3 separate regions of the Homo sapiens genome follow, and regions 1 and 3 are each linked to region 2. A link is a loop called in an ENCODE intact Hi-C map of the cell type or tissue named here. Cell type or tissue: dorsolateral prefrontal cortex. All regions are shown on one strand.

Region 1 (8,000 bases), 220 kb before region 2:
TAAAAATCCTCCTTTTGGAAACCTTCGTGAAATGGCTTCTAAGGAAGCATTCTGAACGTGGCATGGTCAGGAAGTTCAGGAATTGATGCTCTTGTCCCTGCCTGCCCCAAAGCCCAGGAAGAGGCCATTTGCAGAGTAGAGTTGGGTAAGGCTGCTCCTAGGGATGTGGGTACCACCTTTCTGATTGGCCTGAGTAATGCTGTCTCTCTGGATCTGAGTCAGCATAGTGTGCAGCTTCTCAGGCACCAGGCAGATCCTGCTGCATTTTTCCCTGGGGCCCTGTGAACATGATTCCCCCTATGAAAAGAGACCTGTATGCTTGGGGTTGGGGGGAAGGGGGGGTGCCATTTTTAACATGCATTTTTTGGACTAAAAGTGTTTTAAAACTCTTCTTTCTGAGTGTAGAATTTAGGATTTTTTTGATCTCATGCAACTAAGAAACTCATTCTTGGTAACTTTTTTTAAAAAAAGAGGAAATGTATTAAAGGGAGATGGGAATCTAATGGGATTGATAGGAGCTGAAGAATTAGGCCAGGAGAGAGCAAGAAGCAAGACGATTTACAGGCGAGAAACACATTTATAGTCTGGGGAAGTGCTGATAAGCATAAAGCTAGCACTGCAGGAACATTGGGGCTGGTGTGACTTTGTCAGCCTGAGGGAGCTGGGGACATTTCAAAGAGTTGGCAGTGTTGAACTCAGAGGACAGCAGGGAACAGCATTCTAGGCTGGTGGAATAGCATATGCAAAGGCACTGAAGTTTGAAATAAGACAGCATGTTTAAGGAACCACAAACAGTTCTAGGGCGAATGTCAGAGGTATAAGAGAGAGGTGAAAAATGATCCTGGGGAGGGAGGCAGACAGCAGACAATGGAAGGGCTCACATGCCTACTGAGGAGTTAGGATTATATTTTAGAGGGTGGGGTTTCCCAAACTGAGTTCCTAGAACCTAGTGGCCTGAGAGGCATTAACAGATGTTCTTTGAATAAAAGATTTCATGACTAAATAAGTTGAGGAAATACATATATTATTTTGTGTTGTATTTCCCTCTTGGAAGATCATCAGGATATTAAAGGTTCTGAGAAGTTCTGCAGTAAAGAAAAGGAGGGAGGAGACAAGTCAAGAGGCTGAAGTGATGCTCCAGGTGAGAGATGCTAAGTGCTGTCTGTCCGTGGGGTTAGAAAGGGAGGAATTTCTTCATGTCAACATTGGGGCAGACATAACCCAACCCTACATGATATTACAAGAGTCAAGCACTTTAATAATTTTGAAGGAGCCCCATCAGAAGCAGGGGTCTGGGTTGTAAATCCACTAGAAAGGAAGGTAGCTCATGTGGAAAGTGAGCTCTATGACAAAATGCTGATTTTTTTTCTTCAATAAACATTTATTGAATGGACCAAAGTGATTTAACAAATGCAAACACACAATAGATTATTTAACAAAGCAAAGACAATAAAAATAAAACATTAAGAGTGTAGGTGCAAAAATACATTTTTTAATTGGGGAGAAAAAAAAGGCAGCAGAAGAGAACCAGCTACCCAGAGGTTTTAAAATTATTTTTGGAGAAAAGACCAAGCTTGATTTTATTATTCTGTTGTATCTTTGTTGGTATACTTCTTCAGGGGTTTCACTGACAGCACAGCCTGGTGTGGCATCAGCCTATGGCTTTATGTTCACTTCAGTATGAATACAGAAAGCAGACAAATTTGAGGCTTGGCATCAGTGCAAAGGGACTTGTAATATTCCCTCCAGGTATGGTTAGGAACTCAATGGTGCTGACAAGGGACCACGATTTGGATTTTGGAATCCCTATTGGAAAAGAGTGTTTCTCTCTTTTTTTTTTTTTAATTATACTTTAAGTTCTAGGGTACATGTGCACAATGTGCAGGTTTGTTACATATGTATACATGTGCCATGTTGGTGTGCTGCACCCATTAACTCGTCATTTACATTAGGTATATCTCCTAATGCTATCCCTCCCCACTCCCCGCACCCCACGACAGGCCCCGGTATGTGATGTTCCCCTTCCTGTGTCCAAGTGTTCTCATTGTTCAATTCCCACCTATGAGTGAGAACATGCAGTGTTTGGTTTTTTGTCCTGTAATAGTTTGCTGAGAATGATGGTTTTTTGTTTTTGTTTTCGTTTTTGTTTTTTTTTAGATGGAGTCTTGCTCTGTTGCCAGGCTAGAGTACCATGGTGCGATCTCGGCTCACTGCAACCTCTGCCACCTGAGTTCAAGTGATTCCCCTGCCTTAGCCTCCAGAGTAGCTGGGACTACAGGCACCATGCCTGGCTAATTTTTTATATTTTAGTAGAGACGGGGTTTCACCATGTTGGCCAGGATGGTCTTGATCTCCTGACCTTATGATCCGCCTGCCTTGGCCTCCCAAAGTGCTGGAATTACAGGCATGAGCCACCGTGCCTGACCTAATTTTTTAAAACAAATTCAAGTATTTCTAGATTTGTTTTCATGAGAAGCCCTCAGTTCCCTTTGCTTTTGCTGAATATGCTAGCTTTTCCGGACTTGGGACTTTTGCTGTCGTGGTGGAACGTCTGTGCCTTCTTGGTTCTAGAAGTACAAAATATTTCCCCTCCTCCTACCAGAAATTCTCCATCATTTTTTTTTAAATAAGAAGAAGCATGTAATTTAAAAGCCGTCTTTCCTCCCTCCTCTCAGAAGGAGGGAAGGGAATAGTTTCCTGGAGGAATTCATCTTAGGCAGAGAAACAGAATTTAAGCCAGGACTGCTGGGGTGGAGGCTTGTAGCCTGAAGCTCACATACTGTGCTCTGCTCTCTGTGAGGCTTCAAACCCTGCAACCTAAGGTCTTCAGCACAGATAATGAGGGCTCAGGGGAGCAACCATAGCTGGGCCCTGGTTGAAAATGAGCAGGAGCTTCCTGGAGCATAAGCTCCTTAGCTTCATGCTGGACTGGGAGACGTGTTCAGCCAGGTGTGGGACCTGGGAATGGACCCTCCATCTTCCTTGATGGTGGACACTCCACATTTCTGCAAAGACACCTTGAGGAGGCCCTTCACGGAGGATGCCAGGGAGGGAGAACTCTGAGTGAGAAAGAAAGGGGCTCATTTGACAGGGACTTTTTTTGCCATGGCCATCACACTCACACTAGGGAAAAAAGGGAGAGGAAGACTTTTTCCACCAGTTTCACAATGTAGCTTCTGGATCAGCAGGAGAGAGAAAAGAAAGGACAGAAACTAGTGCCTGTTGAACACCTACTTTATGGCAGGAACTTGAAGCTTGCATGGGTTCAAGTTCATCCACACGAGCACAGTGCTCCTCAGTGCCAGCCTGTGAAGTACTTACTGATAATAATTCTAGGGAGAAGGATGGTATATGCTATTGTGTTTTTTTAAAAAATCTAATTGTTTTCTTTTAGTAAGTATAAAATAACATGTTTATTGTAGAAAATCTAGAAAATACAGAGAAGTACCAAGAATAAAATAAAAAATGCTGATGCCTGGCAAGGTAAATTACCTGCTCAAGATAATGATGGACCGTGGATTTGAACTAGAGAGGGGCCCTGGCATGTGCCAAACTCCTCTCCTTACCCACTCATTCACTCAGCCAACATGAATCGAGTGCCTTCTGTAATCACAGAATACCAGATCTATGCAGCATCTAATTTAACCCCTCATTTTACGGAAAAAGAATCGACCAGGAGGTAGTTAGTGGCAGGGCTGGGATTTGAACTCTGGGCAAGGCTGCCTTATTCTTTGTCCTCATATAGTTCTCTGTCCTCTGTTGCTTTCTCCAGGCCCAGAGGAACAGAGCTGGAGCCATCCTGGGGCTGTCGTGTGGTCCCGGCAGATGGCCGTGGGATCAGTCATAGCCAATCAATGCTCTACTTGATTTAATTTTTGCTCAGAATTGGGTGGGAAATGGAGATTCCAGACAGTATTCAGAGGTGCTTTAGAGGTTTAACATTTTTGCCCTAGAAAGGCTCGAATGAACTCTATAGTGCTGGATTAGAGTCAAAAATATCATGTATTTTTAATATACGTACAGATAGAAGTATACAGAAGTAGAGATATGCATGGATTAGTATACACACATATATTTTCCAGTTCTGTCCGCTGAAAGAGCCTAGAACCAATAATACCCTAGTAGAAATGGGCACACTCACTGCCCAGATCTTAGTCTCTAAAGACCATTCTCTAGTAAAAAGAACCAGAACTCCTTGGAGAAATGACTGATTCCAGGCCTGGGCAGGGAAAAACAAAAAGCAAACACACAAAAAAATGAGCCTAAAACATTTTGTAGTTCCAGAAAGTAAGGAAGTGTTTAAAAACAAAAAACAAAGCAAGACAAAAAAAGATGGTAGGATGTCTGAAGGACCCAGGAGCCAACCAGAAAGAGCTCTCAACAGCCAAAACTAGAACAATTTGAGCACCGAAATAAATAATGATAGTATTGAACTATAACCCAAAGAATCTGACCACATTTGTTGTAAATAAATAATTGAATAAATAAATAAATAAGGGAAGAAAGTGCAAATCTTGTTTACAGGAGAATTCTAGATATATACTACTCCCCTTCCAGCAGATGGAGCTTAAATTCCCTCCGCTGGAGTGTGGGCTAGACTTAGTGACTCACTTCCAAATAATAGAGTATGGCAAGGAAAAAATAGTAACTTCACAGTTAATAAACCTGGCGGACATCACCTTAACCAAGTGGTCAAGGTTAACATCACCAGTAATGCACCTTGTTGGTATCACGTGACCTCAGAAATGGAGAAAAGGGCATTTCACTTCTGTGACATTCCTCCAAAAACCCACAGCCCCTGTTTAATCACGAGAAAACATAAGACAAATCCAAATTGAGGGACATCATACAAAATACTGTACCAGGACTCTTCAAAAATATCATGATCATGAAAAGGAAAGGCTAAAATCCATCACTGACCAGAGGACAGTTAAGGAGATGTGACATCTAAATGCAATGTCAGATCCTGGATTAGATACTGGAAGACAAAAAGGACAGTCAAGAAAACATTGGTGAAATCCAAATAAAGTCTAGAGTTTAGTTCATTGTATTGTACCAGTGTTAATTTCTTAGTTTACCTGGGCGTGGTAGCACATGACTATATAGTCTTAGGTCCATTTGAGGTTATAGTAAGCTATGATTGTGCCACTACATTCCAGCCTGGGCAACAGAGCAAGACCCTGTCTCTAAATAAATAAATAAATTTCTAGTTTTGAGAACTGTGCCATGGTTATGGAGAATGTTAACATTAGATGAAATTGTTTGAAGGGTATATGGAAACTCTGCACTATCTTTGCAATTTTCCTGTAATTCTAAGATTATTGCAAAATTAAAAGTTAAAAAAATTCTTCCCCAGCAATGGACAAAATAAATATAAAATAGAGAAAGAAATTCAAAAAGCCTAATAAACATGGGAAAAGTTTAGTTTGCCTAGTAATAAGAAAGGCAAGTTACAATAATGAGATAACCATTTTTACCTATCAAAATGGCAGTTTTTAAAAATAAAAACCAAATACTTAGGGTTTTTTTGTTTTTTGTTTGTTTGTTTGTTTGTTAGGGTGTGAGGACCCAGGCATGGTAAACAACCACTGTTAAGAGCATAAATTGCTTCAAATATCCAAAGGGCATTTTGGCAGTATAAAAGCAAATAGTTCTACATTTTTACCTATAAGTTCCCCTTTCAAGGATTTATACTAGTAAAATAATCACTGATATGGATAAGGATCTACTATGGTTTGGCTCTGTGTTCCCACTCAAACTCACCTTGAATTTTAATAATTCCCACGTGTCAAGGGTGGGGCCAGGTGGAGATAATTGAATCATGGGGGCATTTTCCCCCCTACTGTCATTGTGATAGTGAATAAGTCTCTCGAAATCTGGTGGTTTTATAGATGGGAGTTCCCCTGCACAAACTCTCTTGCCTGCTACCATGTAAGCCGTCCCATTGCTCTTCCTACGTCTTCCACCATGATTGTGAGGCATCCCCAGCCATGTGGAACTAAGTCCATTAAAACTCTTTCCTTTATAAATTACCCAGTCTCGGGTATGTCTTTATTAGCAGCATGAGAACTGACTAATACAGGATTACTTACAAGGATGCTCTTCACTGTATTGTTTGCAATATTAAGAGACTGGAGACAATCTAAATACACAAGAATGTGGGAATTGGTTTTGTAAGTTATGGTGGGTACATCTATGCAGTTATAGATGTGTATATAAAAATATTTCAGTGACAAACACAAAAAATGTTTATAAGAGTATTTTCTGAGTGGTTGGATTACCAGTAATTTTTATTTTCTTCTTTGTGCATTTCTACGTTTTTCAAATTTTCTACACTGATGTTTCTTCCTCAAAGGGCCTATATGCTAAGACCCTTCTGGGCAAGTCACAGTACCTGTGGCTGACATAGTAAAAATTCTGAGTCCTTCCTGCAGGACAGAAATCTTTCTACTTTGGTAAACCAAAATATATTTCCCTGAATATATTTCATCACATGTTTTTTTTCTATTGCTTTATTCCCAGAATTATGCCTAGCATGTAGTAGACATTAAATATATATTTTGTGAATGAATTAATGAATTAATGCTTATGATGTGGTGGGAAAGGCATGGCCCCAGACCCTGGTTCACAGTGCAGCCTCCTCCCACCTGTTCTAATAGCCTCTCCAGTGGATCAGCTTCTCTGCCCCTCTGTGTGTGACCCTAGGAACTTTTGTGGCACCAGTCATAGGAAGCTGAGCTCCAAGAAGCAGGCAGAAGAGTGAGGTAAACCAGATTAAGAGAAGGACCTTTGAAGCAGTCAGAGAACCAGGCTTGAGCCACTTGTAGTGCTCTGCAGATAGAGAGCATCCCTGATGAGACAGGGGGAGCCCAGAAAGTTGGCTCAGGTATCAGGAGCAATTGGCATTCTTGGGGCCAGACTGCATGGATGTTCCAAGAAGCCCCAGAAGGCAGGAGGTCCCAAGTTCCCAGAACCCGAAGTCTTTGTGGTGGCATGTGATTCTGAGTATGTCCACTGCTTCATGGCACACAGTGTATGAGCCTCCCATGACAGGCCACTCCTGTGTGGGCTGATGCTACACTGATCATTAGCTTTCTGGGAGAGTGGCCCAATCGTTCTTCCATATGGTGGCCATTCACATTGGAAAGAGCAGAATCCAGGATCCCCTGAACATTCTCCTCTCCCCACTATTCATCCCATTGCCCTTGAAGGATACAGCTTCCATCCCTGCAGGGCCTTGGGGGAAGCAAGCAATATATTAAAACAGAGCTACTTTAAGTTACTCTGCATTTCTGGCTATGGTTCTGGAAGTTCTCCTTACTTTCTTTATTTTCTGTCCAGTTGTCTTCAGTGTATGCAATGAAGGTGGAGGGAAACTGTCATGTGTATGTTTGAGTGGCCATGGAAGGTGTCCTTTCTCTAAGTCAAGGTCACTGCTAGAGGGAAGGCCCCAGTCAGGGCAGCTCCTGTGAGGCTGCCCCACCTTCCTGCTCACTGGTCTCCTTGCAGCAGCTGTTTCCATGCTCCTTGGCCTTTTGTGGCTGTGGGGAGGGCAGGTTTCAGGATGGTGGCAGCTAAGAGTTTTTCCCTTCACTTTGAGAGCCTCCTGCCTCCAGCTGTGAGTGCCTGCTAAGTATGGCAGGGGAAGGGAAGCAGAGAGGGTCAGATGGTGACAGGCAGCACCACCACGGCTGGAGGAAGTCAGCATCCTAGAGAGAGAAGCTTGAAGGGAGGTTGAGTTGCACATTCATTTACCCACCCAACAGACATTTCCTGGTGCCTCCTAGGGCAGAATATGCTCAAGAGCAAGCCCTTTTGCCCTGCAGGAGCCCCCATCCTCTCCCAAGGACATAGCCCTGCCCCTTGGGCCAGAATCCCAGATGAAACCTTGCCTCAGGGGAACTTTCCCTGAACAACTTTACTTGTGCTCAGTGTTCCCAGGTCCTGGGCTACATGCTGGAGACAAAGATGATTGAAATAGCTCTTGCCTCAAGCAACTC
Region 2 (8,000 bases):
ACCCTGGAGAAACCCCAGCTTGTTCAGAGTCCACTTTGTAGCCACATTCTTTCCTTTTTCCTCCTTGGGAATCATTTTGACAACAACACAGCACTGTCACAAAGTGATTAAGAACAAGGACTCAGGTACCAAGTTGCCCAGGTTTGAATCCCACTACCTTACCTACTGGCTATGTGACCTTGGGCCAATAACTTCACCTCTCTGAGCCTTAGTTTCATCCTCTGTAAAATAGGGATAATAATAACACTTAGCGCATAGGACTGTGGAGATAATTAAATGAGTTAAGACATGCGGAGTGTGCTTAGAACAGTGTATGCCACACTGGCACTCAGTAAGTATTTTTAACTATACTTATTCATATTGTTGTCATCAAAAGCTAAAATGGATCCCTGGTCCCTGCTCAGTTCCAACACTGTGTTTCCTGGGAAAGTGGTACACTGCCACCCAAACCAGCCTCCTCCAGTGTGGCCCAGATATCACGGCAGGCTGTGAGGGAGAAGTAGTCTGTTTGCCTGTGGGAGGCACCTTGGTCATTACATGGACAGTCTAGATCTCAGGCCGGGGTGCAGTGGAAATGGTAGGCTCTGGAAACCCAAGGGTATTGCAGAAAACTAGCTGCCTTCTGCCAAAGCAGCAGTCCAGATTCTTGCTCGGTTTCCACTCCCCTCCTCCAAATCTGAAGAGATTATTTGGTGGTCACTGAGTCACAGAAGTTGCCCTGGAATTGATCTTCAAGATGGTCTAAATCCCCTCAGACTCTGAGGCCCAGAGAGGTGAAGTCATCCACCAAACGGCAGCCCAGTGTGCCATGGCCTATCTGGTGCTGGAACTCAGACTCCCTGATTCCCAGCCAGTCACCTTTCTACCTAGCCCCATGCTGTCCTTGTGGGGGCAGGTGTGGTGGCTGGCAAAGGGGACTGCCGTTCTTAGATTGCCCCAGCATCAGGAAATGTGGTTGCTTCATTCACTGGATGGAAACAGCATGGTTTTTCATGACCTTAATGACAGTGGCATGAAGTAGGAGGAAATTCTCACTCCCAGCCCCTAAGCACAGCATTTCTGCTCCCTAGGCAAAAGTGCACCCACCCCTGACAACACTGCAGTGTTTACAGGACGTGTTCTTGGGATAGTGGAAGATGTCCAGGAAGCACAAAGCCAATGCCAGCTCTCCCCTTAAGCTAGCTCTCATCACTGAGGTGTGGCTCTGTAAAGAGCGTGGGTCCTGCAGGACTAACAGCCCAGAGCCTGCACAGCCTCTCTGTGCCTGTCTCTATGGTGGAATTGGGGACGTCCTGCTGGTCAGGGTCCTCAGCCCAGCTCCTGGCCTTTGGTACTAGCTCAGGAGGGCCAAGATCCTGGAAGCAAGAGACCTGTGCTCTGCTCCCAGCTCTGCCCTTAACTCGCTGGGTGACCTTAGCTTTCTGATCTATAAACAAGAACTGGACCAGTTCATCTCCAAAGGCAGAGTGGAGCCTTGTTCATGTGTTCAACATTATTTAAGCCTCTTCTCTGAGACAGGCCCTGTATGGGGTTCTGGGGTGCCCAAGGAGACCAAGATGAGGACCTGTCCCCAGGAGTTCCCAGACTAGTGTAAAAGACAGAGAACAAACACAGGTCTTATGGGAGGTTAACATGAAAGAGACAGGGTTCCAGCTGTAACACCAACTAATGGCATGGCCTTGGATAAGGGAATTCTCTCTGGGGATCAGTTTCCTTAATTCTGTAAAGTGGAGCTAATAGCACCTCTTCATGGGGGAGTGTGAAGATTGCATATGTGTACTTGTGCAGTACTGTGTAAGGCATGATTATTAGCATTGCATTCGTGACTGAGGATGCACTTTTAACCAGCAATGATTTTGTCATTCCTGCGGTGGGCCAGGTTCACCTCCCTTCACTGGTTTCCCCGGAAGGCCAGAAAGATCTAGCTAGAGTGGAGAAGGAAGAAGAGAGGAGAGGGGAGCCGGAGGAGGATGCTCCTGCCTCCCAGAGAGGGGAGCCGGCGAGGATCAAAATCTTCGAAGGAGGGTAAGACTCATGTTTGGTTTCCATCGTCTGCTTCCGTGGAATAAGAGCTGGTGCCCATTGGTGTTCACGGGCAGCAGTGGCTCAGTTGGCAAGGGCTCTGCCCACAGGTGCCCTGTGGTCCCAGCGATGCCTTTCAGCAGACATCACCTTCCTGGGACTCTCAGGCCCCTCTGTTTAAGAATGCCGTGGGGCTTCTTGGTGGGGATGGGTGATGCTGGGTATTTGTTGAGGATCTGGAGAGGTCTGGGTCTTTCTCCAGCCCCTCATTTTCTCAGATCCTGGCCAGGTTTCTAGTTCCTGCATTGGAGTTGCCATCCCAGTATCCCAGCAAATGTCCAGACTTCTGTCTCTCTTGACATGTATTCTCCAAAAGTCATCTCTGTACTGCCCAATGGCCATCTTGGCATGTCTGGTTTCCCATGGGGCACTTGGGCTCAGCCGACTAGGCTGTTTGCAGGGCTGACTGCACACTGTATGCACCAGGTGTTTCCACTGGTCCCTATCCTGACTGGCTGGGGCCCAGGGCTCAATGGTTGGTGAATATTTTGAATCTCATTCATAGTTATTCACCTTTGATGCTTGACTTTGGGAAACGAATGGTCTAAACGTTTCAGAGCTCACAGCTTCAGGGACTGTCTGGGCTCTGGAAGGGTGCCGTGTTTCAGACGTGCTTTGTGGAAGTTTTGTGCCAGCTGTGTTTTGTGTGGCCACATGTTTGCTTCCTGGGATTTGGGTGTCTGTGAGCAGGTCCCATGGCGTTCTGTCTCAGGGTCCTGTGTCTGTGTCCCTGGTGTGATCAGGGTGGCCTGGTCCTGCACAGCCCTGAAGGACAACAACGTAGAGGAAAATGCGCTTCCTGTGCAGGACAGTCCCCATGAGCTGGGGCCAACATGGCTGTCACTGGGGGCCTCTGATCCTCTAGCACCTGCAAGCGCCTAACTCACAGGGTCAGCGTGGGAGGCACGGGAGTCCTCCATAAGGTTGGGGGACAACAGAGACTGCCACCCTCCCCAGGGCCACCAGTTGGCATCTTCTGGTGGCACTGACCAGCAGGGGCTCTCAGGAGAGAGGGTGCTTGGAAATGTGGGCAGCAGGGTAGTCAATGATGGGAAGGGGGCCAGGGGTAGCAAATGCCCCTGAAACCTACTGCCTAAAATACCAATAGCAGCTGCGTTGAAAAAACACTGAACCAAAGGTCTTTGAAAATGCCAACCCTCTTTCCGTGTGGGGAGGGACGCGGGTCCTCCTGCTGTTTGGTTAGAGCGCCCTCGTGTGTCTCTGTGTTCTCATGCCACTGGATCCCTTAGAGGCCACACAGAGGCAGGATTGATGAAGCGCCTGCTCACAGCGACTGGCCCTCTTCCTTCTTGCTTCAGAGGTTCTCTGTGGTCTCTGAGGGCTGCTGAGTGTTTCCTGGTGTCCCAGGAGCTTGCCCCAGCAGCAGTCTGTGTGTGCCCGGGGAGGTTCGCATCTTCCCTGAGAGGCAGGTGCTCTGAGACCTCAGGAAGCCTGAGCCTCCAGAAAGGCAGCTGGCAGGAGCCACTCCGTGCCCAGCTCCCTGCTGGATGTCTCTACCTACACGGTCTGCAATGGCTGAAGGAGGGGGAACATCACCCACAAGTCCTCTTCTCTTCCTCCAGCTGGTATGGGTCCTACTCCCTCTCCACCTCCTTCCAGGTCTTCACTTAGTCCCACCTGCTCTGCTTCAGAATCCTCTCGGTTGAGTTCTGTCATCTCTGCCCCACTTACCTCTGTTCTGCCTGAGACTAGCCCCCCAGCTCTCCCGCCCTCAGTTTCTTTATCTGTAAAAGGGGGAGAATAACATTTGTAAAAGGGGGAAAATAACATGTGGGATTTTCAGAGGACCTTGTGAGACCCCATATGAAGGCTATAATTCATAGCTGCTCAAAAAATGGACATTGGTGCATTTTACTACTAGTATATCCATTTTGTCAATCTCTGTCTGGGACAGTCCCATCTGTTCTGTCAGATATGGAAGGTATCCTCTCCCTTTCAACTTGTCACATGCAATTTGAGCACGTATGGAACTGATTATAGTGTCAGATCCTTTCCTCCCCCAGCCTGGCTATCTCAAGCTGGGACCATGCCTCCCACTCTCACTTCTGGTGATTCTTCTACATTCATGGTTCTCTTGGGGCTGGCATCACCCCGCAGAGTGTTTGGAAATGGTGAAGGAGGGGGAGGGCATTTTGGTTGCCACATAACTGGCATTTCAGGGACGAGGCCAGAGATGCTGACCTTCCATTCCACCAGCCTTACAACCTCTTGTTCCCCCAAATTGCCAAGAGTGCCCACACCCAGAATCACTGGGCACACTCCTCTGCAATCCCACAGTTTTGCCTTAGACTCAGTTCTTCCTTTTTTTTCTTTCTTTTTTAATACAACAAACATATGTATTTCACTCCTGTACACATTTGAGAAGGATCTGCTATGGAGCTCTGTTCCTTAGATCCAGGCCAGTAGAGGCTGAGAGAGGAAGAAGAAAACAATGGTTCCACCCAGAAGCTTCTGCTCACATTTAAATGGCCAAAGCAAGTCACATGGCCTCACCTAGCTCCATGGGAGTAGAGAAGTGCATTCCTACCGTGTGCTTGGGAGAACCTGAAATATTTGGTAGATATAGTGCTCATGACTATTCAAATTGGTTTAACATACATCTGTAACTTGTTATGTTTACTCAACAGTGTTTTTGACGTGCATCCATGTTGATACATGTAGACCTAGTTCATCATGAATCAGTAAGCCAGACACAAAAGAGTAGATGCTATATGAGTCTTTTAATCTCTAATTAAACTTGCCTTAATTTCTTTCTTGACCTCCATTTCAGTGACTGATCAATTTATTAATTCATCAGGGAGGAGGATCTACTTAATCAGTGCCTTTTGGGTGCTCTGTGTCAGAAAATGCAGTGTCCCATGGGGGTTAACTGTCATCCTGCCCTCAAGGTGCTTGGGGACTACACCAAGGTGGCAACACAAGACCCACTGCTAAGGTGGGGATGGCCAGAGCTGAGAAGCTCACAGCAAAGGAAGGATGCCTGGGGGATGGAATAGCTAGAGAGGGCTTCCCGGAGTGGGTGGGGCCGGGCCCAGAGGGTGGGCGAGACCCAGACAAGTGGAGAGGAAGGGTACGCTGCCCAGCAGTCTACCTGCTACAGGTGTGATGGCAGCTCCCATACCTGATCAGTGAGACTCACTTCCTCTTGCCTTGAGCATTCTCCCTTGGTAGTGTCACCCATCTCCTTAGCCCCAGGCCTCATCTCTGTGCCGACATTGCTACATCTGGGTCTCCAGCCAGGACCTCACCCCTGAACTGCAGACACTGGTTTTGATGCCTCCTGAGCATTTTTGCCTGGGAAATTCACACCTCACACTTAGCATGTGCAAACCAAGCCTTCCACTTCCCACCAACAGCATCTCCTTCCACATCCAGATCTCAGATGACACACCCAGCCCTTCACACTCAGAACCTTAACATTGTCTTGGACGCCTTCTCCCCCTTTCCAGTTAGACCCCAATCCTGGTGTCTGCATGAAGTAGTCAGTGACTCAGTGTGGTCTCTTTACTCCCTCTGCCACTGCTCTGGCCACCCTATCTCTAGAACTCCAAAGTTGGTGCCACTGAGCATCACTAAACATGATTCTGCCTGTGTCATGCTTTTCTCCAGAGCCGTCTGTGGCTGCCTCACCTACAGGATCCAGTTTAAACTCAGCCTGTGAGTGCTGGCCTCAGAATCTGACCTGTTCCTGTCGCCCTTCACCTTTTGCTGCCTGCTGGGCCCTGCCATTGCCAAATCCTACCCAGCCTTCAAAAGCCAATACTCAGCCCTGCTCCTCTAACGAGCCTCCCAAATCCCTCCACACTCTGTAGTTCTTTGTGTTACTTCTGTCATAACACTGGTGCTAAGATCCATTTCTGTCTCCTCCCAAGTCCCTTCTTGACTTGGGTCCTGGGGTAATGCTTTGCACACACAATGCATCAGTCTCTGTTTATTGCACTAGTTTCCTGGCACATGGCCCCCTCTGCATTCCCCATCACTTCCACACCTGAACAAAGCCCGCATTTTCCAGGCAGCCCCTGGGAGTGCCCATCAGGGATGTGATGGCTCTCTCACCCAGCACCTGTGCATTTGCCTTGGTTGTTTAGAATGGCTTTTTGTTAAGCAGTGTTGTTTTCACACACACAAAGTTATGTTGTTCCTTGAGAGTAATGACTATATTGTCTTAACTCAAGTTCACTTATTGCAAGGAAAGCTGGGAATTCAGCCCAGTGGGCTTACACGGAAGAGGAAGAGACTGGAATTGATAGGAACCACCTGGCTGACCAAGCCCAGTTGGGTGGTGTGTTATTGGGGCTTATGTCCGAAGGGAATGATAAGTTCAGATGGTGAGATCCCAGGAGTCCATGCCAGACCCTGCGTGCTGCAGGACTCAGCTGCTGCACCTCCTATGGGAGGGCATTGGCTCCCATCCCACCTCACCTACCCCAGTACCTCACTCCAGCCATTGCCACTCTCCTGGGCCAGGAGAGTGCTCCTTAAGCATACCCAGACTTAAGGTTTCCACCTTAAAAATACTTTGGCTGAAGGGCCATATTGCCAGATTTCTCTGTTTCCTTTAAAGAAAAACTCCAGAAGAAGGTGACTGTGTTGCTCACCTCCGTATCTTTCCTCCTGGCTTCTCTCAGACCTATTCAAGGTGGGCCTTTGGGCTCCTCACACCTCAGAAGCTGCTCTTATCCAAGTCAATGATGACCCTCACCTTGCAGAAGTCAGTAGTCAGTTCTCACTTCTATTCTTTCCTGAGCCATCGGCAGCATTTGACACAGTCAATCCTTCGCTCGTCCATGCAGGACTTTGTCCTCTTGGTTTCCTGGACACTGCCTGTATTAGTCTGTTTTCACACTGCTATAAAGAACTGCCCAAGACTGGGTAATTTATAAAGAAAAGAGGTTTAATTGACTCATTCACATGGCTGGGGAGACCTCAGGAAACTTACAATCATGGTGGAAGGTGAAGGGGAAGCAAGGCACCTTCTTCGCAAGGTGGCAGGAAGGAAAAATGCATGCAGGAGGAACTACCAAACGCTTATGAAACCATCAGGTTTCATGAGAACTCATGCACTGTCACCAGAATGGTATAGGGGAAACTGCCCCCATGATTCAATTCCTCCACCTGGTCTCTCCCTTGACACATGGGGATTATAGGGATTACAATTCAAATGAGATTTTGGGTGGGGACACAGACAAACCCTATCACCTTCTTTCTTGATCCTCCTCTTCCTTGACTGGTTACACTTTCTCACCATCTTCAGTGAGTCCCATCATCGCCTGATCTCTGAACATTAGGGCTCCACATGGCCCAGCCCCAGGCTCCGTGCTCTTCCTCTAAACTCAGTCCCAACGTGATCTATACACCATCTACAGGTTGATGACACTCAGATCCCTATCTCCAAGGACTTCTCCTCTGAACTCCGGGTCATGCATCCAACTTCGTATCTGGGAGGCGGTCCACCTGCACATCAGTGAACCCACCCTTTGTCCACAGCACAGCGCATACTGCAGAACTGTGTCTCAGGCCTCTTTGACATTCCTTAAAGAAATTATTTTAAAAGTTTATTTAATTCATTACTGTTCCAGTTGAAGGGGTTACATTTTTAACGAGTGTACTTTTCTATCTCATCTATTTCTATAGCTGAATTAATTTTTATCCAAGTCTTAAGAGTTCATGCAGTGTACGCAGCACGTTTTTGTGACAGTGCATTTGTACATTTTGAAGTGTGTGTGTGTGTGCCTGTGTATGTGCACACATACCTGTGTGTTTCATGAAATAGTAGCTTGGAGAGAATAGTGTTAGTTTTAAAAAATCTAAAGATTATTTTCTTTTCTAATAGTTTTTTTACAAATCCATTTCTTCTTGGACTTTGAAACCCAGAAGTGTAGCATGATTTTCAGCCT
Region 3 (8,000 bases), 350 kb before region 2:
CTATTAGAAAAAAAAACTTCATAGAATTCTATGATTTACAGTATTGGTCAATCATAACACCTATCTTTCCCTTGTGGAATTTTTGTGTATGTGAAAATAGAATATTTTTAAAGCCTTATTTTATTTTTAATTGACAGATAACACTTGTATATATTTATGGGTACAATGTGATGTATCAATATATGCATAGTGTACATTATGGAATGACCAAATCAGGCTAATTAGCATATTAATCACCTCATATTTACCCTTTCTTTGTGGTGAGAACGTTTAAAATCTTCTCTTTTAGCTATTTTGAAATATACAGGACATTATTATTATTAACTGTAGTCACCATGCTGTACAGTAGGGCACCAGAACTTATTCCTCCTATATAACTGAAACTTTGTTCCCATTGGCCAATGTTGCTCCTTTCCCTTCCCCCCGCCACCTCCTCCAGCCTCTGGTACCACCATTCTACTCTCTACTCCTATGAGTTTGACTTTTTAAGATCCCACTTATAAGTAAGCTCACACAGTATTTGTTTCTCTGTGCCTGGCTTAATTCACTTAACATAATGTCCTCTAGGTTTATCCGTGTTTTCACAAATGGCAGAATTTCCTATATGAAAATAGAATATATTTTTAACAAGATATCAGTTAGAGGTAAAACTTATATTTTTTCAAATACATAGCCACAGTCCAACACTATTTATTGAATAACACATTCTTTCCTCCACTGATTTAAAATTCAGTTTTTATTACTTAACTACCATGTAGTAACCATTATAGCTAAATTTGTTTCTTGACTTCCATCAATCCACTTTGTAGGCTTCTTTATTTGTACTATACCATTTTGTTTACTGTAGCATTAAAGTATATATTTCTAACTGATGAATTGTCCTCCTTTATTATTCTTTGTGAATTTTTTTGATCAATGACTCTTTTACTGTTTTTGTTTTGTCATCATCTATTTCAACCTAAAAAAAATCCTTATTTTCATTTTAATGTGGTCTTGGGAAGAAGAGGAAACAGATGGAATTATTGGCCTGCCATAACAATCCTCTCTTTCTTTCCTTTTCTTTATCTCTCTCTTCCCTTCCTTCCTTTCCTTCCTTCCTTCCTTCCCTCCCTCCTTCCTTCTTCCTTTTTTAGTGATTTTTACCTGTTTCCATTGAGATTTTCTATTTTTTTGTTATAATTATATGGAAGTTTAATTCCAGACACATATATGTAAGAGATAGATATAGATGTGAATTCAAATCTGGAATAAATGTACTTATACTCTTATCTTTCAAGACTTCTAACAATTAAATTTTACAACTATATTCTCAATTATTTTTATATTTGACCACATATTTTGTTGGCTTTATTCATTACATTTTTTATATAACATATCTTCTCCTTTCTTGAATTTGTTATCCTGCCTTATTTGTTCCTCAGCTGGAAGAGATCTTCAAGTAACCTTAAATTTTTTTTAATAAAGGGTGTTTGGGTGATATAATTTCTGTGTCTTTGAACATACCTTTCTTTTTCATTGCATAAGAGAAATTATAGTTTGGCAGCTGGTAGAATTCTTAAATTGTAATAATGTTCCCTTAGAATTCTACAGAAATTATACCAGTGTCTTTTAGCATAGTGTTACAGATGAGAAGTATGGTATTAGTCTGATTTTCTTTCCTTTTAAGCAACCTGATTTTTCTCCTTTATGAGGAAGCTTGTCATTGTTTGTCTTTGCTCTTGGAGTATCAGAGTACATCTGGAAGTGTGTATTCTTTCAGTAGTCCTGCTGCCTAGCACAGCATTTGATCTAAGGCCTAAAGACTTTCTTCAGGTTAAGGAAATGTTCTTCTGTTATTTCCTTGATTATTGATTTCTTCTTCATTAATGATGCCTCCATCTGGAACTCCTATTAGGCTAATATTGATTGGATATTCTGGATCTCTCTGTTATATCTTATATTTTATCTGATTTTTTAAATCTCTTTTGTGTGCATGTGGTGTGTGTGTGTGTGGTGTGTGTGTGTGCGCACTTTTTGGGGAAGAGCAGTGGCATTTCAAAAGGAGCTGATATCCTGCCCCTATTCAACCTTTGGCTTCTATTATATTTGGAACAAACCTCTCACTTTCCAAAGAAGCTGTGGACCTATTTCTGTGTCCAGCCATTCTGTGTGGAGAAACTGACCATGTTCCTGATGTCCCTTAATTTGCCTTTAAACTGCTGCCTATGATTCTCCTCCAATCCTGATTCTCTGAGTTTGGGATTTTCCAAGACTGTTTTCTGGAAACCTGTACAGTTACTTCTTAGGGGTCTGTATTAGTCGGTTCTCACACTGCTAATAAAGACATACCTGAGACCAGGCAATTTATAAAGAAAAAGAGGTTTAATGGACTCACAGTTCCACATGGCTGGAGAAGCCACACAATCATGGCAGAGGTGAAGGAGGAGCAGAGGCACATCTTACATGGTGGCAGGCAAGAGAGCGTGTGCAAGGGAACTACCCTTTATAAAACCATCAGATCTCATGAGACTTATTCACTATCACAAGAACAGCATGAGAAAAACCTGCCTCCATGATTCAATTACCTCCCACCAGGTCCTTCCCATGACATGTGGGGATTATGGGAACTACAATTCAAGATGAGATTTGGGTGGGGACACAGCCAAACCATATCAGGGTCTTTGCAGAATCATGAGTTTATCAGTACTAATTAGTTTTTCCTCCCATGTCCCATCTACTTTGTATCTTCCCATATTATTCAAAATGTCTGCTTTATTGATGGCATCTTTCCCTGGTTCCCAGCATTGCCAGTGAATTTACCATTCCCCAAACCAAAAGCCCCCGTATGGAAATAGTGGAGAGTTCTGACACATCATATGGATAGATGGACCAAATGACCTTCCAGACTCATGTAACTCTGGGAGGCTTTTTCTTTAAAGCAGCATAATTAAAGGGTTGAGAAAAACTTTTACTGAAAAGGACAGAGAGATAGAGTTTAGTTTACTCAGGAGAACAGAATAAGGTGAGACTTAAATGGTGAGTCACACTAAGCCTGCTGAAGATACAGCAGGAGGGACTAAGATTAAATTACAGCTGAAGTGATTCATGTTGGTCACTACAAAGATCATTTAACCCTTAAAAAGTTGTGTGGCATCATGATACATTGCAAAGCCAAGTTACAAAGCCTCATTTTCTGGAGCTGTTCTCTTTAAAGGTAAGAGGATGGACTCGAATCACCTTCTGAATTATCGGACAGCCCTGTGACATGATTATACCTTGGTGCCTGAGATGTTAGATGGGAAATAAACAGCAGCATCTAGTAAACTCTCCTGGGGTAAAAAACAAAACAAAAAAAAAAAAACCATCTTGTTTTCACCCAGTCTTACTGATTTTTTTTTAGTGTGAAGACAGAATGTTTTTGTCAAAAACAAGTTCTCCAAATTTATAAACCTGATTGGAGACATCTTTAGTTTCTTCTCAAACATGCTGGGAAAATAGGAATGTCACTGAGACTCCTTCACCATCCCCTCGCAGCCCCTATTCCCCGGGGGGCTGGGTAGATGGAGAAGCAGGGGGCAGGGGCTGGACCAGGGAGAGAGTGACAGGCTCTCTGTGGTAGGTCTGTGCCTTGTCACAGAGCCTCCTGGGCTCAGGTCTGTGGTGGCCGCGGGAGAGCCAGCTCCACGCTGTGTGGCTGGTGACATTTCCGGCTGCCAGGGCCCAGCCAATCAGTGATGGACCCAGCTTGCTTGGGCGATGACACATGAAATATGATAATTTTCTGCCAAAGGGCCCTGGAAGAGGGGAAGGAAGAGAGTGTGTGTGTGTCGCTGGGAGGGGTCCACACAGGAGCGCCTGTGATGAGGTGGGAGGGTGACAGTGCACTTGTTTTCACGGTTTGCCTGGCAGGACTAGGCAAGGGAGGGAATGGGCTGTGATGCTGGAGCGGCTGTAGGAGCGCCCCTGTAGCTCCCGAGGTGAGCCACTGCCGCTGCTCTTAGGCGGGAACCAGCGGAGGAGCAGACAGCGCCATGCTGGAGCTCTGGGGCTGGGGTGAAAAAGAAACTGTCAAAGACATTTGCCTTCTTAACACACGTGAGCAAGGTTAGGACTCTTGTTTCTTCTCAGCGCTACCTCTTTAAAAGCCAGAACAAAACTGCAGTAAACACCATCTGGGTGGCTGAAGTACTCGAAGAATAATTTTTTTCAAAAAAATTTAGGCTGGAGGTTGTCTCTCCCCCTACCCTGTTTTTCTACCTCCATACCTCCATGCTGACCCTTAAAAGAAAAGTGAAAAACAAAACAACAGAACTCAATAACAAAATCTTGAAGAAGGGCCTAAGTCTGAATCGTAAAGACTCTAACTAAGGTTCAGGTGGTAGTTCTGATTCCTGATTCTGGTTGAAAGAAAGTATGTCTTGGAATGCGATGTGGCTCTGGATTATGTTCGACTTTAGAAATAGTGCCAGAACTATTCTTTGATTTGTGGACATGGACCCTGAGACTGCAGAGCAAGGCAGGGCAGGGCAAGGAGTGCCCGTGTTGAGCTCTCAGGTGCAGAGACCCCACTCCCTTCAGGCACTGTTGAGGCTCCCCGGCCCCTGATCTGCAGCCAGAGGCTGGTGAGGTGTGACACGCTTGCTGACAAGAGTGCCCTGTCTCGTCTGACCCGTGAACATGGGTGTTCAGAAGTGAAGGATCATAGTGTTTACATAACGTGCCAATTAGTACTGAGAAGCTCATCAGTGCAATAAATATTTATGACTTGCATTTGCATTTTTTCTCTCCACGTATATATATATAATATGTGTGCATATATATGTGCATATATATGCACATATATTATACATATATGTTGTTTTTTAAAAAGCACCAATAAATGAAATCCTTATCACTGTGTGCAAGCCTACTGTGCCTTTAGGCATGGGACTGGCTTCCTGCGCTGGGAGTGACAGCTATTCCGAAGTGATAATTGGTGTACTGTGTCTTTAAAAGGTTAAACCCCCTTTCAAAAAAGGTCTGGACTCCTAGTGGAAAAGACAAGCGAGGCATGGGTTGGCTCTGGATTCAGAAAACAGCTGCTGATTAGATTCTGTGTCTGCAGGCTGAATTTATTCCGTGTTTTTCAGCAGCACGAATTCAAGAGGGATGCTTCTGTTTGGGTTTCTGATCGTGATTTATATTTATTCAGAGGAATAACAGAGGGTGGATCTGTTCCCGGCGCGAGCATGCTCACAACCAGCCGACTCTCCCATTATCCAGCTGCCTAGTTTGGTGCTTCAATGTACATGGCTATTCCGTGTGCATATGTGTGTATACAAACACGCATGCATGCCTGGATGGACATACGTATGCACAGGTTATTTTTTAAGGACAATTCTTTCAATAAGGTCTTTACCCCTTACTTGAAACAGGTGTTCATGAAAAAAATGCACAAAATCCTGCCTGGCCGGAATAATTCATGAAGAAGGGGCTGGATCCGTGGGTCAGAGAACACAGGACCAGTTTGCCATCCCAAGGCCGAAGGTAGGGGACTCTGGGTTTTTATTCGGCGGATGGATTCCTTGCGCTGTATTTTACCTTGTGATTGTGTTTTTGCCTGAGGCCGCACCGCGAAGCAGAATAGCGAGCTGCGATTCCATTTTGTGTATGCCTTTCTTAGGCAAGGTGTCCGGCTGCCGAGACGCAGGGGCCGGCCGGGTGGGCTGCGCGTGGCGGCCAGTGCCCCCGGTGGGCTGAGCGCGCTGCTCGGCCTGGTGCTGGGGAGCGGCGCGAGCCTCAAGTGACCCCCGCGCGTCAATCACAGGCGGCGGCGGCGGCGGCGGCGGCGGGGCTGTAACCCTATGCGCGCCGTGCGCTCCAGCGCTGCTTGCAGCAGGCTCTGCTGGGCTCTGCACCCGCGCACTGGCGGCCGGCTCCATAGGAGCCTCGGCTGGGGGGCTTAGGCATCGCGTTCCGTGGCACCGGCGTTTTCTTGTGCTGCCTTGGCTGCTGCTCCGGATTGTTTAGGCGGACTGCAGTAGCCTGCTTGGTTGAGAGTGAGATTCGTATGATGCTGGCTGCTGAGACAGAGGGGATAGCTTTCTTTTTCCCCCTTAATCCTAGCCCCCTGAAAATATTCCTAAAGCAAAATCATTTCCCAACCCCCAACCTGACCCAACCAAACCCAAACCAAACTCCTATTCTATAGGGGATTCTTGCCTCCCTGCTAGCAGAGAGAGTGTCCCCTCCAAGTTATGCCCCACATTTTACTATCTTTTAAATGGAAACACTGATGGTGCCGAATGGTCCCTAATGATATTGTCCAGGCTGCTGAGGACTCCTGAGTGTGGCAGTGGTGCAGAGGAACTTGGAGGCTCGGCATTGGTTTCCTTTAACGTAGCTGGTTTGGTTTCTGTTGCAGGTCAGGAATATTTCTGTGGCTAGGCCCTTCCTTGAACTTCGGGGGCAGTGGTTGCAGGAAGAGGGTCTGCAGATCTGGTCGCTGGGTGAGCAGCACCCTGGCCCTCTTTCTGGTATACGCTGACGTTTCTGGTAGCCCTTGGCATTGTAACCACAGCAGCCAGGTGCCCACTGGCTACCTGGAGTGCTTCGGTTTTGTTAACTCTGGTGTGCATTTTGGGTGTTACGGGGGGAGGGAAGAGGAAAGAGGGAGAATGAGGTGTTTGCTGAACTGATCTGCATGGCAGTGTTCTCCAGCCCATGTTTGTGTGATTATGTAATGATCAGACGTGTGCCCAAACAGCTCCCCACCATCTCCTGGCTCTCCCCCAGACTGAAGAAGTTGGGTGCTACAGTTGTTTAAGACGTCTTTATGTAATTATGTGTATGCTGGGGGCAGGGAGAGAGTGGGGGCAAGGAGGAATAATTCTAGCAACTTAAATGTGAAGAATACAGGTCAGTGATCGTGTGTCCCTCTGAGGACAGTGTGGTATTAGCTCTGGGTCAGTGTTGATCTGAAGACCCTCCTGTGTCTCTTTCAGCCAGTAATTGCTTATCTGAACTTTCATTTGGTAATTTCACCCCTCTTGCACCCTGGAGACAGTTGGACCCAGGAGAAGGACCCCTGCAGGGCCTCCAGTTTCCCAATTCCAGGCAGAAAATGAATCCTGAAGCCAAGGTAATAGGCCAGGTCCCAGCTGTTCTTCATGGTCCTGCTGAGCAGCCAGTGTAGGGAGGAGTTCCTGTCCACTAGGGTGTCACTTGTGCTCTGGGGTTGGGCTATACTGTGGGGCTGAAGAATAGACCTCAGATGCCGTCTGAGCTGTTTGACATATGCTCTTTAAAGTTGTGATGGCTTGCAGAGGCTGGAGGCCCTTTACATAGTTGCATTTAAAGATTGTGGGAGTTTTTTGCAAGGAAGGTGGACAGCTGTCCAACTAAGACACCTGCAGGCAGGAGGAGAGGGTGGTGTGACACTTAGCTCTCTGCTTCCTCTCCACTCCATCTAGTTAAGGCACCCACAGGATACAGAATTGTTAACAGGGGCCCTCCTGTCACACCCCTGAGCGCCTCAGCCTGGGGCTGTTGGGCAGATTTGTTAATTTGATGGCAAAGTCTGGCCCCTTAAGGCTAAGATTGTTTTTTTGCCCTCAACACCCCAGTGGGTTTGCTTTGAGGGCCAACTACTACTGTGAACTCTGTGGCAGTGGATCAAGATGTGCTCAACTGGCACTATTGTTGAGCTGTCTCCGCCCATTGTGTTTAGTGGCAGCCACCCTCCTTGGAGTGGAGAAGTGTGTGCTGCCTTTGGGTCCTTGCCAAGTGAGCTGTTGAGACATTTAGTGTGTGAAAGGTACAGGCAAGAAGAAGATGCATTTAGTCTGAAGTCCTGGCAGGTTCTAGGACATGATTTGATGAAAGATAACATTAAGAAAGCTGTGTGACAACTGGATAGCATTTAACTTGTCTCTCACTCCCTACTCTGTGAATTCCCTAATGTCTTTAAGGCTCTTTTTTGCCCTCCATCCTGCCCATCAAGGAGTCCCTGACATGCTGTTCTCCATCCTGTTTCCTGTGGA

What was found. A loop is a pair of places that touch in the nucleus more often than their neighbours do. Peaks named below come from ENCODE experiments on the same cell type or tissue, not always from the same donor. Only the 100,000 strongest peaks of a DNase experiment are listed, where the experiment ranks them.
Region 1: a loop joins it to region 2, with 5 times the contacts of the local background. A loop is called at or near these places in 65 of 110 quality-filtered maps.
Region 3: it touches region 2 in a loop (2.6-fold over the local background); 5 of 110 quality-filtered maps call a loop at or near these places.

What each region holds. Positions count from the first base shown.
Region 1 is chr1:41,792,133-41,800,132 of GRCh38, reverse strand. All of the region lies in intron 1 of HIVEP3 (HIVEP zinc finger 3), which reads left to right. Among named protein-coding and RNA genes, the nearest start is that of HIVEP3, 120 kb to the left of the region's middle. RefSeq lists an enhancer at 144-203. In dorsolateral prefrontal cortex, a CTCF peak has its summit at 4,564 (motif pointing right); no DNase peak of the experiment used is centred here.
Region 2 is chr1:41,569,569-41,577,568 of GRCh38, reverse strand. HIVEP3 (HIVEP zinc finger 3) reads left to right here. Exons shown (of 9, transcript NM_024503.5): 5 at 1,880-2,025. Among named protein-coding and RNA genes, the nearest start is that of EDN2, 89 kb to the right of the region's middle. In dorsolateral prefrontal cortex, CTCF peaks have their summits at 3,082 and 3,282; a DNase peak (open chromatin) is centred at 3,288; H3K4me3 peaks cover 554 bases; H3K27ac peaks cover 300 bases.
Region 3 is chr1:41,915,918-41,923,917 of GRCh38, reverse strand. HIVEP3 (HIVEP zinc finger 3) reads left to right here and starts at 4,996. Exons shown (of 9, transcript NM_024503.5): 1 at 4,996-5,505. RefSeq lists silencers at 5,665-5,714, 5,766-6,060. In dorsolateral prefrontal cortex, no CTCF peak of the experiment used is centred here; DNase peaks (open chromatin) are centred at 3,697, 5,197, 5,817 and 7,617; H3K4me3 peaks cover 4,152 bases; H3K27ac peaks cover 3,246 bases.